Regions from separate parts of the Homo sapiens genome. Here region 1 is linked to region 2. A link is a contact called in ENCODE Hi-C data. All regions are on one chromosome and are shown on one strand. The core of a region is the stretch at or near the end of the contact, and the rest is flanking DNA. Distances in the headings are between cores, read along the strand shown.

Region 1 (6,568 bases), core at 2,563-5,062, 3.8 Mb after region 2:
AACATGGTGAAACCCTGTCTCCAAAAATTAGCTGGTCATGGTGGCGCATGCCTGTAATTCCAGCTACTTGCGAGGCTGAGGCAGGAGAATCACTTGAACCCAGGAGGCGGAGGTTGCAGTGAGCCAAGATCCGCCACTGCACTCCAGCTTGAACGATAAGAGCGAAACTCCATCTCAAAAAAAAGAAAAGAAAAAAAGCCAAAATACTACTTCTTGAGAAAAACTGATGAGCAGGTTTAAAATGACTAAATCTGGCATAAAATTTTAGATATTGTAAGTTGAAGGTATCTACTGGATTAAGCTTGTCCATCCCGCGGCCCAGGATGGCTCTGAATGTGCCCAACACAAATTCGTAAACTTTCTTAAAACATTATAAGTTTTGCGATTTTTTTTTAGCTCATCTGCTATTGTTAGCGTTAGTGTACTCTATGTGTGGCTCAAGACAATTCTTCTTCCAATGTGGCCTAGGGAAGCCAAAAGACTGGACACCTCTATATTGGTCAGGTAGAGATACAAACTGAACCTAAAGTTGGATATACCAGTCTGGATTCAGGGGCAAGGATCCAACGTAGTGATGTAAATTTGGGACTCAATGCATTGATGGTATTTAAAGTCTGAATCGAATCCCTAACAGGACCATCTCCAGCTTCTACTCTTACCACATCCAGCCTCCAAAAAGCACCTAGAATGATTTTTTTTTTTTTTTGAGACAAGATCTCACTGTGTTGCAGTGGTGGGATCATAGCTTACTGCAGCCTCAAACTCCTGGGCTCAAGTGATCTTTCTGCTTCAGCCTCCTGAATAACTCACAACACCCAGCTATTTATTTTTTCTTTTTGTAGAGATGGAGTCTCTCTATGCTGTACAGGTTGATCTCGAACTGGCCTCAGGTGATCCTCCTGTCTCAGCCTCCCAAAGCCCTTGATTACAGGCATGAGCCACCATGCCCTAGAATGATCTTTTTAAGATATAAGTTCAGATCACTCCTCTTTCAAAATTTTAAATTAATATTCTTTCTGTATTTTGTTTGACACATGGTCTCACTTTGTCATCCAGGCTGGAGTGTAGTGACTCAAATATGGCTCATTGTAGCCTCCACCTCCTAGGCTCAAGTGATCCTTCTGCCTCAGCCTCCTGAGTAGCTGGGACCACAGGTGTGCACCATCATACCCAGCAATTTTTTAAATGTTTTGTACAGGTCTCATGTTGCTCAGGCTGGTCTTGAACTCCTGGGTTCAAGCTATATTCCTGCCTCGGCCTCCTAAAATACTGGGATTACAGATATGAACCACCATGTTTGGCATCTCGGCATTAGGAATAAAACCTAACCATGGCCCGTAGAGCTCTCAATCACCCAACACTTGCCTACATCTATGCTCCAGTCACAGTAGCCTTCTTTCCTCTCTTGAAGGGCACCATGCTCTTTCTTGCCTCCTGGCCTTTGAACATGCGATTCCCTGGCCTCTCTAGTTACCTCCTACTGATCCTTCAGCTCTAAGTTTCAAGGTCACCTGCTGAGTCCTCTAACATCTAACCAAAATGCATTTCTCCTCTTAATCTTTCATAACACTTTACTCAACTTGTAAGTATACACCTATACACACACACTTACATGGAGCGAAAGGGAGAAGAGAGAAGATTTGTTTGCTTATTTATTATCTGTCTACCCCAGTAGACAATAAGCTCCATGGGTGCAGGGACATTCTCTGGTTCACTACTCAATCGTGAGGGCCTAGCACAGCACCTGGCAGACTCTGGACACTCAAAAGGTATTTGTTGAATAGAGACAACAGTCTCTTGTGCAATATGCAGTTTGCCTCATTATTCTTAGAATGTTTTCCCCCCTTAAAAAAACAAAAGTTAACCACTTCAATACCAATAAATTAGAGAGCTATTAGGTATACCCCTGCCTTACCAATAAAGCTTCCTCCTACTATTTTACCGGTTTCATTCATTAAGCACTTTCATGCATTCATCACCTGGCATCAGTTACCAAAACCGTGTACCCACTTAAGAAGAAGTATTTAAAGTCATTCAGAGTTCAATGGGCCTTTGGGAATCATCTAATTCTCAGCTGACAGAAGACAGAAAAGTAGGTTAACTGGTCTGCCCCTGTTACAGTTAGCAGCAGAGCTGTCATATGAAACCAAGTTCGATTTTGTTTAGTGCTTTTTCCAAAACCCATTTCTGGCTGGCCGCGGTGGCTCATGCCTGTAATCCTGGCACTTTGGGAGGCCGAGGTGGGAGGCCCACTTGAGGTCAGGGGTTCAAGACCAGCCTAACATGGTGAAGCCCCGTTTCTACTAAAAATACAAAAATTAGCCGGGCATGGTGGGGCATGGGTAATCCCAGCTACTTGGGAGGCTGAGGCAGGAGAATCGATTAAACCTGGGAGACAGAGGTTGCAGTGAGCCGAGACTGAGATCGCGCCATTGCACTCGAGCCTGGGCAACAAGAGCGAAACTCCGTCTCAAAACAAAAAAAGAAAACAAAACCCATTTCTGTCTGGTACTTTTTTTTTGAGACGGAGTTTCGCTCTTTTTGCCCAGGCTGGAGTGCAATGGTGCTATCTCGGCTCACCGCAACCTCCGCCTCCCAGGTTCAAGCGATTCTCCTGCTTCAGCCTCCCAAGTAGCTGGCATTACAGGCATGCGCCACCACCCTGGCTAATTTTGTATTTTTAGTAGACACGGGGTTTCTCCATGTTGGTCAGGCTGGTCTTGAACTCCCGATCTCAGGTGATCCACCCGCCAAGCCTCCCAAAGTGCTGGGATTACAGGCGTGAGCCACCGCGCCCGGCCTCTGTCTGGTACATTTTATCTGAAGCAACAGGAATTGACAGGAAAAATCACTGCTGTCCACAGACCCATACTTGCTCACTTCGGATATGTATTTTTAATGAAGTGCAACAACGTTACCCAGAATCAAAATTAAGCTGTTTCTACGTAAACATTGGGCAGGTAATACAACTGGAAATCAAAAATGTAAGTAGTTCGTTTGTAAGTTAGGGTTCCAGTAGTTAGCAAACTTGCCAAAGTCATCAAAAGTAGTGGTCTTCCTGTTGGGGAACTTTAGCAATAAGTAATTTTATTTTAGTAACAGCAGTAACTACCCCTCCCCCCAAAGAGGAAATTGGAAGACAGCACTGGGTGAAGAAAACAATTTTTTCACGTGTTGCTTTTAGACATAAAACCCTCAACATTTGGAAACTTCAGACTTCCATAATAAGGTTCTAAAGAGATTTCCTTGATCTTGATCCACGGTCCTCAAAGAAACACAAAAAAACTAACCCCCACCTAAGAACTGTTCTTAACCAAACAGGCAGGAACTTCTATGGGCTTTAGCAATCGCTTCTGAACCAGCGCGACAATACTCCTCTGACCTCGCGCAAGAAGGCCACCTTCTCCCTCCCAGAAGAGTCCCGGAGCAGAGCAAGGCACTCAGGGGGCATCTGCGCCGAGGTCGAGGCTCGCTGAAGGCCTTGCTGCCGCCTTGGGGAAAGCCCTCGCAGGCCCACCTGCCCCACCGCCGCCCCTGAGGCCCGGCCTGACTCCCCGCCGGCGCCCCCTCAGCTACCTTTCCGCCGGAAGAAGGACATGGCGGGGCCCGGGTCGGGACGGAGGGTGCGGGGGGACTGGCGCGGGGAGGGCCCGGCTCCCCTCATTCAGCAACCGGCCCGGACTTCCGGGTCCAGAGGGGCCGCTGCACTAGCGCGAAAAGGGACCCTTCTTCCGGGAGTGGGCCCCACCGCCTCCTCGGGATGCCCAGGCAGCTCCAGCCGCCATATTATCAACAAGCCGCCCGCCCGGAGTTCCGGTCCTTCCCCGCGCTAGGCTTCACGGGAGGTCAAGCGCCGGCCCCGCCCCTTTTCCCCATCCCCCTCCCGCGGGTGCAGGGGCGCACGCCCGCATCGCCCACGTGACCCGCGCGTGCTACCCGCGCCTCTTTCCCGGGCCCTGGGTGCCTGGAGCGAGCCACCGTTCCTGCAGCTGTTTTGTGGCGTCTGTCGCCGGCCCCCGGTGGAGCGCTGCAGACCCAGTCTCTGCAAAACTAACTCCCTGGGGCGGGAGCCCTCCCAGCAGCTGGAACGGGGCGGGCCTTAGGTCCCCGGCTTCCGGCCCCTGGGTACCCTTCAAATTGTGCCCTTCTAAAAGGCAGGGTCAACCCTGCCACGCTCCAGCTCGACCCCTCCTGCTCCTCCGTTTGAGTTTTGCTCACAGGCGCTGGCCGGCACGAGCAGCTTCACCCTGCACCCCAGTCCCTGCTTCCTCAGGAGAACCCGCCACGGCCTGCGGGTTCGAGGCGATGCAGAACCCTGATTAGGAAAAGGCACAACCTGCCGCATGCGGAACCAGCAGCTCCCTGGATCATTAGCGAATGAAAAGGGGAAGCGGGCTTATTTCGGAGTGCAGTCCCTGCGAATGCTCAACTTTGTAAGGGACTGCAACATAAAAGCCTCGCCAGTATTTAAAAGCTAGCTCCAGTGAATCATCCTTGCTCAAATGCCATTTTCCTGTGAATCTTCTGACCCTCTACTCCCAAAGCAAAATCAATCAAGCCTCCCTGTCTTTGGTGCTTCTTAACACCCGGCGAGTGCGCTCAGCGGCTGAGGTTGTAACTGCTCCCTGGGGTTGGGGTTGGGGAGGGCAGGAAGGTAATAGTAACTCAATAAATGTTCGCTGGGGTTTTTAAACCAATGAAGTTTATCATGTGACGGATGGGGAAACAGGCCCAGAAGAGACAACTAGCCCAAGATTGTTCAGAATGTTAGAAATACCAAAATTGTTAGAAATAGATAATCGGTGCCACGAAGAAAAGTCAGCACGGAGACAAAAGATCTCCAGCAAGGCAATCTTTACTTTCTGCAGAAAGGGTGCTCAATCGCAGATGGAACGATGTCGAGAGCACACCTGAACAAAGGAAAAGCAAACATATTTATCCCTTACGCATTTGGGTCGTCCTCACTGCTATGTCCTGCATCCATTGGCTGGAGCGGGACCTCACACTCTTAAACTGATAGCCGATTTGCTAATAGCCTAAAACTTTCTAAATAGGTAAGTGCAAGGAAGAACGAAGAAGGAGAGGAAGTTGCTTACCGAAAGGTTTAAGGAAGCAATAACATTTCCAAATAAGGAAGGGGCATAGGCTGTGAACTGGAACGTGCCTGTGAGCATGTCCAACAGTTACATAGGATAGGGCTTAACAAAGAGTTATTAGCACAAAGCAAGGAGGCTTGAAGAAAGTTAGTCTTTAAAATAAACTATTACTTCTAACACTTATGATGTATTCTTTAACAAGAAGGGGAACTTTGAAGAGGAAACTTTTTACTTTCTACAAGAATGTCCAAGTTTAAGACTATAACTAGAACCCGAAATAGGCAAATCCCTTAACCTGCTCTAATAATAATATGGTCTTTTCACTATATTGTTAGAGCAGGTTAAAAGATTTACTTATTTCATTTCTGGCCAGATGCAGTGGCTTATGCCTGTAATCCCAACACTTTGAGAGGCTGAGGCAGTCAGATCACCTGAGGTCAGGAGTTAGACCAGCCTGGCCAAGATGGCGAAACCCCGTCTCTACTAAAAATACAAAAATTAACTGGGCGTCGTGGCATGCCTGTAGTCCCAGCTAATCAGGAGGCTGAGGCAGGAGAATCTCGAACACGGGAGGTGGAGGTTGCAGTGAGCCAAGATCGCGCCACTGCACTCCAGCCTGGGCGAGAGGAAGACTCCTTAAAAAAAAAAAAAAAAAAGATGTGCCTATTTCGTTTCAGAGCATGGCATGTTTGCAAGTGCATGAAAGGTAACCAAAACTGACATGGAAATTTACTATGCGACGGTACTGTGCTAAACCCTCCAGATGAGTAATAGTCCTTGGAGTCAGTCCTGGTATCTGGAAAACTAGGCACTGAAAAATAAAGTCAACTGCTCAAGGTCACACGCTAACTAGGGATGAAGCCTGGATTTCAAGGTGAAGCCTTTCTCCAGTTAAGGACAGCGCGTCCAGGCGCACTGGACGGAAGCAGCGCTGGCAGAGGCTCCGGACGTCCGGAGTGAGCTGGCGCCGAATGGACGCGGTCTGGCCGCTTCCTCCTGGCCTCGGCCGGGCCTGCACCGGGAGGCTGAGCGGCGCCCCACCAGGGATCCGAGATGCCCTCGGGAGCCAATCTGTGTTCTTGGCGGACCACACCCCGCTGTCTGTAGCCAATAAAACCTTGGATCGTGCATCCCACCCCCACCAAAGGGAGATTGGCTGAAGCCAAGGACCCGGGCGCGGTCTACGTGGGATTTCTCTGCAGGCTGAGGGGACAAGTGGCTGTGTCTACCAGGGGCCCAAGTACAGGGCATCAGCAAGAAAGCGCAGCGCCCTTCTCCTGTTCCCTTCCAGCGTGCAGAACCTCGCAGGGGCTATTTTGTATGTGTTGTGTGGTTAGTTGGATGGGGCGGGAGGGACGTAGGGGAGGGGAGAGTGCGAGAAATCCCCTGAATGTCTCTGGCACGGGAGCAGATCCCACAGAGTTGGAGGCGGAGGACTCTAAGTTCCTCTAAATCTCCTCTAAGCCTTCCTC
Region 2 (6,481 bases), core at 2,527-5,026:
ATGAGCTGAGATTGCGCCACTGCACTCCAGCCTGGGTGACAGAGCAAGACTGTCTCAAAAAAAAAAAAAAAAAAAAGATAAAATCAGCGAAGGGCCTATCCTGCTCTCAAGAGATAAAATAGGTACATAAATACCTACAAGATAGAAAGTGTAAATGCCGCGAGAGATGTGCAGAAAAAGCATTACAGGAGCCCAGAGGGAGCTGTTACCACCTCACAGAAATATAACCCCTTCAATCTGTTTAAAACAATTTTATAACTATTAACTCCCTTTAGGCTCACAACAGCCAACCCTAGGAGAGTAGATGTTTACCTAATATTCAAGATGAGGAAACTGAAGCACAGAAAGGTTGATCAAGTTCCAAAATCACATAGTTAGAGCAAGAATCAAGATACTTTGTATTATATTTTCTCCGGGGGAGTAGTTCAACATATGGCAAGCCTTTTGTAAAAGGAAAGAGTATTTTAGTATTGTAAGTAATCAGTTCCTACTGTGAGCATTTTATACATAGCTATATCCATATATACAATTAATCTTGATTTCCATTAACAGGTGTGCTTAAAGCAAGGCCAAGCAACTGGGTACTATAAATATTAAAACAAATAAATAAACTTCCACCGGATGTTAACAGAAAAAGAAAAAAAGATACAAGATTTCTCTCTCCAGTAACTTGCGGTTACTTCTTCTGTAATTGTTACCCTTGTCTAAATAACATTCTAAAATTGGTCTGCTCCTGAGCCCGGGCAAGTACAAGTTGGTTCATCCAATAAATATCTTCATGAAAAGGTACATCAAAACATTTTAAAAAGCTATTAAAAATTAAACGATGCCATCAACTCTTCAGTTATCCACAGGACAATCACATGTGACCCAGCATCAGCAGCTATTGATCAAGATATATTGAACGAATGAATGAATCTTTGTAGGCATTTTTAAATCCCGGGCCTGTTGCTCCTTGCACAGTGCCATGTTCAGCCTTCCATCACTGCCTCACCAGGGTGCACACAAGGAATGTAAATTTCAATATAATTAGGATATAATTAGAGAAGCAAATCTGATGCAGGTTTACATACTAATCCCAAAGATTAGAATTACCTATACTACTACTCTCCAAGGTTAACTCTGTGGAAGAGGCACCGCAGCATGCAACATCACATAAAGAAAACTGACACTTCCTGAGCAAATAGTTTTCGTCCATATCACTTATTCCCATCCATTCCTTTAATACATGACTATTCCTGATCCAGTTAATTTGAAGAATTCAGTCTCCTCTCCATAAAGGCTGATTTCACAACTACAGTTTCTCAAATTCCTCTCTCCCCAAAAAGGGGTGCACTTACGGACTTCGCTTAAGAAAACACCAACAATAAACGGCAGAAGGTATAGTGTTCGGATCTTTGCCATCTCCACCAGTACCCAGCCTTCGCCATTACACCCTGAAGCGGTCTGTTAGAAAGGTGAACTAATTTACTCTGCACGCACTTGTCCATGGCTGTCAACCTCCGCAGCCCCTTCTACACTTCCAAGTCGGCCACCAACTCCGCCTCAGTGAGCCCAGGCCCGCCACCTGCGCCGGCCCCACCCGGGGCACCGGCTGCCCGCTCTCCCTCGCAGGCCCTGTAGGCTCCGCACGCCCCTCCGCACAGGACACCTCGGGGCCAGCCCCGGCCCGGCCACAGCCCATTCTTCCTCCAAACTCCATAAGCCTCCGCTAGCCCAGCCCGAGCTCCCCGCCGCGCCCGGCTCTCTCCTGGGCTGCCGAGTGGAAGAGGCCAGGCGGCCAGGACGGGTCCCGACCTGCCCAGGCCTGCGACACCCCCCGCCCGGCGGAGAAACCGTCCCAGCGGCTGCTGCCCCGGGAGCCCTCGGAAGCCCCCGGACTAGCAGGAGCCCGGAGGCCGGGGTTGCAGGCGCCAGGGCCTACTCACCGGGAGCTGGCTAAGCGTGGGAGCCGACGTGCGCCCCGGCCTGAGGAGTGGGACGCGGCCACGGCGCGCGGCCCTACACCGGGACCTCGTTCGGCGCGGCGAGTCGGACGCTCACTCCAGCCGCCGCCGCCGCCGCGGCTGCTGCTTCGCCACCTTGGCCGCCATCTTGACTCAACCCCTCTCCCTCCCCCCAGCCCGCGGAGCCGCGGCTAAGGCGGCTCCAGCGCCGGCTCCTCCTCCTTCCGGAGAGTTGGGAGACCAACTCCCTCCGCTGGCCGGGCGCCTCTCCTACCTCGGCGGAGCTTCCCGGGTCGCGCTGCGCCCGGTCTCTTCATGTCTCCTCTAGGCCTGGCAGCGGCGGTCCTCTCGGACGGATACGGGGCCGAGCAGCGCCCAGCCGGATCCAGCGCTGCTGCCATCGTGCCCTGGGCTTGTGCGCCCCCCGCCTGCCCGTCTGTTCCGCGCGCCCGAGGCCTTCCTCAGGCGTGGGAAAAGGAAAAACTCCAGGCCGTGGAAGGGACCCTGCAAACCCCTCCGCGGCGTGGTGGGGCGGCGGCGGCCTCCTCTGGCCGGAGCTGCGTACAGGGAAGCCGGTCCCCTCGTGGCTGGGAGCTGGAGGGGTGCATTTCGACCTGCCCAAGATACTTTCTAGGGCTCTGGCTGGAATTCGCACCAAGCCCTCACTGAAATGCTGGGCGAGGCCGATTTGTCCACGATGTTGCTCCTTAACCTTAAGTTACTTGCAAGAGGAGCCTGTGGCCCTCGCGACTGTTAAGTGCACGCTCAGCCTCACCCTGCTGGGGAAACGACGGTTCCTCGTAACCGCACGCATACGTTCCTTTAGAAAAGCCAGGCCCGACCGGACGCAGTGGGTCACGCTTGTAATCCCAGCACTTAGGGAGGCCGAGGCGGGCCATCACTTAAGGTCAGGAGTTCGAGACCAGCCTGACGAACATGGAGAAACCCCGTCACTACTAAAAATACAAAAATTAAGCGGGCGTGGTGGCGCGCGCCAGTAATCCCAGCTACTGGGGAGACCGAAGTGGGAGAATTGCTTGAACGCGGGAGGCTGAGGTAGCAGCGAACCTAGGTCGCGCCACTGCACTCCAGCCTGGGCGACGGAGCCAGACCGTTTCAAAAAAAAAAAAGAAAGGGCCGGGCGCGGTGGCTCAGGCCTGTAATCCCAGCACTTTGGGAGGCCGAGGCGAGCGGATCACGAAGTCAGGAGTTCGAGACCAGCCTAGTTAACATGGTGAAACCCCCTCTCTACTAAAAATACAAAAATTAGCTGGGCGTGGTGGCGCGCGCCTATAGTCCCAGCTACTCGGGAGGCTGAGGCAGAAGAGTCGCTTGAACCCGGGAGACAGAGGTTGCAGTGAGCCGAGATCGCTCCACTGCACTCCAGCCTGGGCGACAGAGCCTCTCAAAAAAAAAAAAAAAGGTAAAGAAAGCCATCCAAAAGTGAGAAGGAATAACAAAGTTGGTGTAACTGGCTATTTTGGAAAACTGTCATACGGATAACGGGCTGTCTAACCCTATAATTACGAGAAAGGCCCGAGTTTTAAGAAATGAATTCGAAAATGAAGAGGAAGGAACTCTTCCTATAAGTGGGAGCTTATATATAAGACGCTTCCTTTTAAACCGATTGTACAGTGTGGTAGGACTAGGGTAGGAAACTGGACGGCATGGAGACTTCTGTGTTAAAACACAAGAGAACCCTTAACGTTAAAACCTCAAGCTTCCGGAGCATGTCGGCGGGAGGGACTTAACAGCGGAACCCAACATTCCCCGGTGAAGTTTTCCAGCCGGAGTCAGGGTCAGAGGCAGCCTTTCCTACTGCGCAGGCTCAGTGCTGCTTACCCATCATGGAAGCAATGTGGCTCCTGTGTGTGGCGTTGGCGGTCTTGGCATGGGGCTTCCTCTGGGTTTGGGACTCCTCAGAACGAATGAAGAGTCGGGAGCAGGGAGGACGGCTGGGAGCCGAAAGCCGGACCCTGCTGGTCATAGCGCACCCTGACGATGAAGCCATGTTTTTTGCTCCCACAGTGCTAGGCTTGGCCCGCCTAAGGCACTGGGTGTACCTGCTTTGCTTCTCTGCAGGTAGGAGGCCATAGGAGGGGCGATGGGAGCCGGGGCTTTGAAAGGGATTTAAGTGCTAACCGATCTCAGTCGCCTTCTTCTCGAAGTTTTCCGTAGGGAGCTAAGTGAATACACCGAAGGTCTTACCTCTGAACCCCTCACAGCCTAGGGACAGGAGCGGCCGGCTTACCTGGTGGGTTGGGGGACGTCGGCAGCTCGCGTACTACGCCAGCAGGATTGAGGAGCAGAGAAACAGTTGCAGTTGGTTGTATTCAGTACCTGCATTTCCGTTGGGAACTCCACCTGTACTTGTTATTCTGTGGAACTTTTTTTTATTTGTAGAAGGAGCAAGAATATTGACCTTACTATATAGCACACGAAACAATCTATGCTGTATCGTGCCTGCTCAATCCTTAAAGTTAACTTCTAATGATAGTAAAAGACCTTCCTGCTGCCTTTAAAATGCAGCTTGTGCTAGTAACATGCATGTGTCAAATTGAAGAATTAGACATAGATGACTAGATAGAAAGTAATTTTGTAGGTAATTTTAGAGTTCAACTCCACCCAGCTTTCAGTGAAGGAACCTTTCAAATAATAGATTTTTGCTTACCATAGAGAAAAGATCAAATGACAAAGCAAATATTGACCATTAAGCTGGAATATGGTGATAATTGAACAGTTGTATAAATGAAGTAATTGAATTGTACACATACAATGGGTGAATTTTATGGCATGTCAAAGTATACCTCAATAAAGCTATTTTTTTAAATTGCCCATGACCTCTTTTCCCATTTGTTTGTGTGTCTTTCCAATTCTTTTTCTATACAGCTTCTTCACAGAAATCACATTTTATAAAATTTTATATCGTTTTTACTCGACATTACTTTTTCATTTATTTACCAAATACTTATTAAACATTTATGTGCTAGGCCTTATTCTATGCCCTAGGGATACAAAAGTGGAAAGCTAGATAAGAGCAGTGTCCTCATGAAACTTTAAACATCTACCTATATTAATTAGATCTAAATGTATAGCCTGTTAAATGGCTTCATCGGGATAAACCTTAATCATCCCTTATTGTTTGTACATTCAGAGGGTTTTTTCCTAGTTTATTGCAAAGAGCAGAGAACATCTTTATGTATTTTATATTATTTCATGAGTATTAATTTTTAAAATTGGCTGTTTTTAGGCTTTGCATTGCAAAACACATTCCCAAAAACAAAATGCCAACTTACTCTTTTTTTTTTTTTTTTTTTCTGAGATAGTCTCGCTCTGTTGCCCAGGCTGGAGTGCCGTGGCGTGATCTCGGCTCACTGCAACCTCCACCACCCGGGTTCAAGTGATTCTCCTGCGTCAGCCTGCCAAGTAGCTGGGTTTACAAGCGCATGCCACCACACCTGGCTAATTTTTGTATTTTTAGTAGAGATGAGGTTTCACCATGTTAGCCAGGCTGGTCTCAAACTCCTGACCTCTAGTGATCCACCTGCCTTGGCCTCCCAAAGTGCTTGGGATTACAAGTGTGAGCCACCATGCCTGGCCTACCTATTTACATTCTTACTGGCACTAATGAGAGTATCTGTCTTAATATACTACTTTCTGTAGCATTGACTGACATTTTTTATAAATTTTTTTTTTTTTTTTTTTGAGACGGAGTCTTGCTCTATCGCCTAGGCTGGAGTGCAGTGGCGCAATCTCGGCTCACTGTAAGTTCTGCCTCCTGGGTTCACGCCCTTCTTTCTGGGACTACAGGCGCCCGCCCGCCACCATGCCCAGCTAATTTTTTTATTTGTTTTTAGTTTTTAGTAGAGACGGGGTTTCACTGTGTTAGCCAGGATGGTCTTGATCTCCTGAACTTTTGATCTGCCCGCCTCAGCCTCCCAAAGTGCTGGGATTACAGGCGTAAGCCACCACACCTGGCCATTTTTTATAAATTTCTTAATTTGTTTAGTATCTTCTCCCCCAAAAACCTTTGTTACCAGTAAAAGTAAACCATTTTACATATTTATTAAGAATTGGAGCCCAAGCACTTTTCTTCTAAAATTTATGCTCTGTTAAGAATATTAATTGCAAATAGTTACAAGTAATGCCACCATTTTTTCTTAGCTTCTAGGTTTGGTGGGGGGTTTTTTGTTTAGTTTTCTTTTTGAGATGGAGTCTCACTCTGTCACCCAGGCTGGAGTGCAGGGGCGCAATCTCAGTTCACTGCAACCTACGCCTCCTGAGTTTAAGCAATTCTCTTACCTCAGCCTCTCGAGTAGCTGGGACTACAGTGTGCACCACATGTTGGGCTAATTTTTGTATTTTTGGTAGAGCTGAGGTTTTGCTGGGATAGCCAGGCTAGTCTCGAACTCCTGACAAGTGATCCACCCACCTCGGCCTCCCAAAGTGCTGGGATTACAGGTGTGAGCCACCACACCCGGCTGGCCAGCTTTTAGTTGTATTTGTATTTTATATTACAACTATAGGAGTCAAAT

What was found. Hi-C counts contacts between places; a loop is a spot of excess contacts on that map. Pooled maps may share reads with other maps.
Region 1: a loop to region 2 is called in a map of naive thymus-derived CD4-positive, alpha-beta T cell, with 17 times the contacts of the local background. The contact joins the promoter of AKAP10 here to the promoter of PIGL in region 2. A Hi-C loop is called at or near these places in 1 of 168 maps with a recorded cell type or tissue (naive thymus-derived CD4-positive, alpha-beta T cell), 1 of 37 single-sample maps with no recorded cell type and 8 of 50 pooled maps.

Annotation. Positions count from the first base shown.
Region 1 is chr17:19,974,016-19,980,583 of GRCh38, forward strand. AKAP10 (A-kinase anchoring protein 10) reads right to left here and starts at 3,813. Exons shown (of 15, transcript NM_007202.4): 1 at 3,577-3,813. The coding sequence starts at 3,664. RefSeq lists a silencer at 3,521-3,710 and an enhancer at 4,183-4,896.
Region 2 is chr17:16,213,434-16,219,914 of GRCh38, forward strand. It overlaps PIGL (phosphatidylinositol glycan anchor biosynthesis class L), which reads left to right and starts at 3,777. Exons shown (of 7, transcript NM_004278.4): 1 at 3,777-4,028. The coding sequence starts at 3,794. It overlaps NCOR1 (nuclear receptor corepressor 1), which reads right to left and starts at 2,101. Exons shown (of 46, transcript NM_006311.4): 1 at 1,929-2,101. RefSeq lists enhancers at 897-1,813, 1,814-2,729, 2,307-2,366, 3,553-3,802 and a silencer at 1,567-2,036.